Linked DNA regions of Homo sapiens: region 1 is linked to region 2. A link is a loop called in an ENCODE intact Hi-C map of the cell type or tissue named here. Cell type or tissue: natural killer cell. All regions are shown on one strand. Each heading gives the region's core, and the rest is flanking DNA. Links, peaks and the distances in the headings are about the cores only. Region 1 overlaps DGLUCY (D-glutamate cyclase). Region 2 has its middle 9.2 kb from the start of CCDC88C-DT.

Region 1 (2,911 bases), core at 242-2,741, 250 kb before region 2:
GGGTCTCACTCTGTTGCCAGGCTAGAGTGCTGTGGTGCAATCTCGGTTCACTGCAACCTCCAGCTCCCTGGTTCAAGCGATTTTTCAGTCTCAGCCTCCTGAGTAGCTGGGATTACAGGCATGTGCCACCATGCCCAGCTAATTTTTGTATTTTTAGTAGAGACGGGGTTTCACCATGTTGGCCAGGATGGTCTCAATCTCCTGACCTCGTGGTCTGCCCACCTTTGCCTCCCACAGTGCTGGGATTACAGGCGTGAGTCATCGCGCCTGGCCTGGTTTCCTTCTTTTAATCCCAGGGCTGGATCTCCTTACCAGAGCACTTTGTCTTACAACTCAATTTTTTTGTCGTTGGTTTTTTGGTTTTGTTGAGACACAGTCTCACTCTGTCGCCCAGGCTGGAGTGCAGTGGCACGATCTCGGCTCACTGCAAGCTCCGCCTCCTGGGCTCCAGCGAGGGAGGTGTGCCTCAGCCTCCCAAGTAGCTGGAATTACAGGTGCATGCCACCACACCTGGCTAATTTTTGTATTTTTAGTAGAGACGAGGTTTTGCCATGTTGGCCACGCTGGTCTTGAACTCCTGGCCTCAAGTGATCCTCCCACCTCAGCCTCCCAAAGTGCTTGGATTGCAGGCATGAGCCACCGTGTCCAGCCTCAAATATGTTTTGATTAAATATATTTCCTTCCTTCCTTCCCTTCTTCTTTCTTCTTTCTCTCTCTCTCCCTTCCTTCTTGTCTTGTCTTTCTTTCTTTCTCTTTCTTTCTTTCTTTCACAGAGTCTCACTCTATTGCCAAGGCTTGAGTTCAGTGGCATCATCATAGCTCACTGCAGCCTCAAACCTCTGGGGTCAAGTGATCCTCCCATCTCAGCTTCCCAGGTAGCTGGGACTACAGGCATACGCCGCCATACCAAACCAATTTTTAGAAATTTTTTGTAGAGATGGGGTCTTGTTACAATGTCCAGGCTGGTCTCAAAGTTCTGGGCTCAAGTGATTCTCCTGCCCCAGCCTCCTGAGTCATAGGGATAACAGCATGAGCCATTGCTTCAGCCGTTTTGATTAAATATATATTTTTATCTGCTGAAGCATCCCAGCCCATTCTAGCAGGAGGACTAACCTTTAGCTTGGCTTTTTGAGACATTTTGGAGATTGATGGGGCCTTGAAAACAAAGGTGAAGCCAAGAAATATAACTAAACAAGTCATTTCCTGTGGTATTTGCAAGGTGATTATAAACAAGGCCAGCAGCAGTACATTTTTTCCAAGGCCTAGGTGATATTACAATGAAGAGACACACGAGGGCGCCCTCGCTAGCTCTCAGTAAGATAGGAAGGTGACAGAAACATGAAAAATAACAGCTATTGCAGACCATGGTCATGGACACTGGAAAATTCTGGCCAGGCCAGCCACACTTGCGCTGTAAGCACATACTGTAGTGTTACTTTAATTTATTTTGAAAGCATTCGTGAGAGTTCAGCTATCAGAATGGCCTCATGCGAGGGAAAGATCATCCCTAATGTGGTGATGAGGCGTGGCTGCCAAGATCCACAGGATTCCATTTGTTCATTTATTTAAGTGCATGTGTTGAGAACCTGCTATGTGCCAGGCATGCACCCAGGCCTCAGGAGTACAGTGCTCCATGGGACAGGATGGAGTCCTCTGGGCGCTCATGGTCTTGTCTGAGTGTGTGTGTGGGCATGTGTGTAGACACACCCACCCACGTGCAGTAAACGTCCCCCAGCCCAGTGGCCTCACCGCTTTCCCACCATCGGTCGTGGCAGGTGCCCTGCAGAGGAGATCTCACTGCTGTGGGCACCCCAGCATGGCATGTTCCAGTCCTTTAGTTCTGACAGCGATAGCACAATTGATCGTAGATGAGAACAAATGACATCAGAGAGGGACAATCTTGAATCATTCTCAAATTCCCTTTTTTTTTTTTTGAGACAAGGTCTCGCTCTGTCACCCAGGCTGAGTGCAGTGGCACGATCACAGCTCACTGTAGCCTTGACCTCCTAGGCTCAAGCAATCCTCCCACCTGAGCCTCTGGAGTAGCTGGACTACAGGTATGCACCATCATGTCCAGCTAATTTTTAAATTTTTGTGGAGATGGGGTCTCACTATGTTGCCCAAGCTGGTCTTGAACTCCTGGGCTCAAGCGATCCTCCCACCTCAGCCTCCCAAAGTGCTGGGATTATAGTCGTGAGCCACCATGCCTACCTTGAACTTCAATATTTAAACTTCTATTAGCAATAGATTATGTGCAACAGACCTCACAACTGATGGGGGCAAAACCCCGTGTCATGCTCTGAGCTGACTGTTCTGACATCTACCTGGTTTTGGAGTGACCAGTTTTAGGTGCCATCCAAAACACAGACAAGCGATAATTAAATTCATCATCAGATTCAAGACTTTTTCCCCTTACACATCAAATCTAAAAGTTATGTATCTATTAGATTTTTATTTTGAAGTGCTGGCTGACTCTTTCTATTAAATATGAAACTTTAAGCCAAGTGTGGTGGCTTACGCCTGTAATCCCAGCACTTTGGGAGGCTGAGGTGGTCGGATCACTTGAGGTCAGGAGTTCAAGACCATCTTGGCCAACATGGTAAAACCCTGTCTCTACTAAAAATACAAAAATTAGCCAGGCGTGATGGCACACACCTATAATCCCAGCTACTTGGGAGGCTGAGAATTGCTTGAACCCCAGAGGCGGAGGTTGCAGCGAGCTGAGATCTCACCACTGCACTCCAGCCTGGGTGATAGAGCGAGACTCTGTCTCAAAAAAAAAAGAAACTTTATTGTTTCTGTGAAATCCAAGATTTATTTACTCAATTCACATCTGCATTTGTTGAACACCTATTATGCGCAAGGCCCTCTGTGGGATCCTGAGATGAATGAGCAATGGTCGCTCTTCTCC
Region 2 (2,911 bases), core at 140-2,639:
TGAGGTGTTACAGTAAAGATACTCAAAAATTTGGAAGCAACTTTGGAACTGGGTAATAGGTAGAGGTTGGAAGAGTTTGGAGGTCTCAGAAGATGACAGGAAAATATGGGAAAGTTTGGAACTTCCTAGAGAGTTGGAGGGCTCAGAAGACAGGAAGATGTGGGAAAGTTTGGAACTTCCTAGAGAGTTGTTGAATGGCTTTGACCAAAATGCTGATAGTGATAAGGACAATAAGGTCCAGGCTGTGGTGGTCTCAGATGCAGATTAGGAACTTGTTGGGAACTGGAGTAAAGGTCACTCTTGTTACTTTAGCACTAAGAGACTGGCAGCATTTTGCTCCTGCCCTAGAGATCTGTGAAACTTCGAACTTGAGAGAGATGATTTAAGGTATCTGTTTGGAAGAAATTTCTAAGCAGCAAAGCATTCAAGAGGTGATTTAAGTGCCGTTAAAAGCATTCAGTCTTGGCTAGGTTTGGTGGCTCACACCTGTAATCTCAGCACTTTGGGAGGCCAAAGCTGGCGGATCAGTTGAGGTCAGGAGTTCCAGACCAGCCTGGCCAACAGAGCAAAATCCTGTCTCTATTAAAAATATAAAGATCAGCCAGGTGAAGTGGTGTGCTTGCACCTGTAATTCCAGCTACTTGGGAGGCTGAGGCACAAGAATTGCTTGAACCTGGGAGGCAGAGGTTGCAGTGAGCAGAGATTGTGCCACTCCAGCCTGGGTGAGACTCAGTCTCGGAAAAAAAAAAAAAAGTGAGACTTAAAAAAGGTGAGACTCAGTCTCAAAAAAAAAATTCAGTTTTATGTATTCACAAAGACATGGTTTGGAATTGGAACTTCTGTTTAAAAGGGAAGCAGAGCATAAAAGTTAGGAAAATTTGCAGCCCGATGATGCCACAGAAAAGAAAAACCCATTTTCTGAGGGGAAAATTCAACCCACTGCAGAAATTTGTGTAAGTAACTAGGAGCCAAATGTTAATCACTAAGGCAATGGAGAAAATGTCTCCAGAACATGTCAGAGGTCTTCATGGCAGCCCCTCCCATCACAAGCCTGGAGGCCTAGGAGGAAAACATGGTTTCCTGGGCCGGATTCAGGGCCCCGTTGCTTTGTGTAATCTGGGGACTTGGTGCCCTGTGTCCCAGCCGTGGCTGAAAGGGGCCAATGTAGAACTCAGGCCATTGCTTCAGAGGGTGAAGCCCCAAACCTTGGCAGCTTCAACCTGGTATTGGGCCTGTGGGTGCACAGGAGTCAATAATTGAGGTTTGGGAACCTCTGCCTAGATTTCAGAGGATGTATGGAAATGCCAGGATGTCCAGGTAGGGGTGTGCTGCAGAGGCGGTGCCCTCATGAAGAACCTCTGCTAGTGCAGTGTGGAAGGGAAACGTGGGGTCAGAGTCCCCACACAGAGTCCCCACTAGGGCACCACCTAGTGGAGCTGTGAGAGGAGGGCCACTGTCCTCCAGATCACAGAATGGTCGACCTACCAACAGCTTGGACTGTGGGCCTGGAAAAGCCACAGATACTCAACACCAGCCAATGAAAGCAGCCAGGAGTGGGGCTGTACCCTGCAAAACCACAGGGTGGAGCTGCCCAAGACCATAAAGACCCACCTCTTGTATCAGTGTGACCTGGATGTGAGACATGGAGTCAAAGGAGATCATTTTGGAGCTTTAAGATTTAATGACTGCCTTGCTGGAGTTTGGACTTGCATGGAGCCTTGATTTTGGCCAATTTCTCCCATTTGGAACAGGTGTATTTACCAAATGCCTGTACCCCCATTGTATCTAGGAAGTAACTAACTTGCTTTTGGTTTTACAGGCTCATAGGCAGAAGGGACTTGTCTTGTCTCAGATAAGACTTTGGACTTGGACTTTTGGGTTAATGCTAAAATGAGTTAAGACTTTGGAGGACTGTTGGGAAGGCATGATTAGTTTTGAAATATGAAGACATGAGATTTGGGAGGGGCCAGGGGCAAAATGATATGGTTTGGCTCTGTGTCCCCACCCAAATCTCACCTTGAACTGTAATAATTCCCATGTGTCAAGGGCGGGACTAGGTGGAGATAATTGAATGATGGGGATGGTTTCCCCCATACTGTTCTCACAGTAGTGAATAAATCTCATGAGATCTGATGGTTTTGTAAATGGGAGTTCCCCTGCACAAGCTCTCTTTCCTGCCACTGTATAAGATGTGACTTTGCTCCTCATTCACCTTCTTCCATGATCGTGAGGCCTCCCCAACCATATGGAACTGTAAGTCAATTAAACTTCTTTTCTGTATAAATTACCCAGTCTTGGGTATGTCTTTATTAGCAGCGTGAGAACAGACGAATATACTCTACCTCCCAGGTTCAAGTGATTCTCCTGCCTCAGCCTCCCAAGTAGCTGGGATTACAGGTGTGTGTCACCATACCTGGCTAATTTTTGCATTTTTACTGGATGGGATTGTACCATGTTGGCCAGGCTGGTCTCGAACTCCTGGCCCCAGGTGATCCACCCACCTCAGCCTCCCAAAGTGCTGGGGTTACAGGCATGAGCCACCATGCCTGGCCAAGGTTTGCATCTTAGAAAGATCTCTGTGCAACCTCAAAAACAGGATTAAAGAGGAAAAAAGGCAAGGAGATTAAATCAGGAGAGTTTTGCAATAATTCCTGTGAGGGTGATCAGGGTCCAAACTAGAGCAGGGGAGGTGGAGAGGAGGGTTGGTGATTGAATGTGGAGGGCTTGGGGGATTTGGATGGGATAGGAAGACTGAGTTGTGTCACCAACGCTGGGGAGCCTACCCAAATTTCTTTCATGGCCCCTTGCTTGGCAAAGCCTAGTCAGTGGATCCAGCCACAAGCTTGGTAAAAATGCAGTCTCAGAACCCTCCCAAGGCCTACTTGAATCAGAATCTGCACTTGAGGCTGGG

The links. Hi-C counts contacts between places; a loop is a spot of excess contacts. Peaks named below come from ENCODE experiments on the same cell type or tissue, not always from the same donor. Only the 100,000 strongest peaks of a DNase experiment are listed, where the experiment ranks them.
Region 1: it touches region 2 in a loop (8-fold over the local background); 20 of 110 quality-filtered maps call a loop at or near these places.

The regions. Positions count from the first base shown.
Region 1 is chr14:91,176,251-91,179,161 of GRCh38, forward strand. All of the region lies in intron 7 of DGLUCY (D-glutamate cyclase), which reads left to right. Among named protein-coding and RNA genes, the nearest start is that of SNORA11B, 51 kb to the left of the region's middle. In natural killer cell, for the core only: CTCF peaks have their summits at 1,275 and 1,477; a DNase peak (open chromatin) is centred at 1,291; H3K27ac peaks cover 525 bases.
Region 2 is chr14:91,426,004-91,428,914 of GRCh38, forward strand. No RefSeq gene overlaps it. Among named protein-coding and RNA genes, the nearest start is that of CCDC88C-DT, 9.2 kb to the left of the region's middle. In natural killer cell, for the core only: a CTCF peak has its summit at 1,436 (motif pointing left); a DNase peak (open chromatin) is centred at 1,428.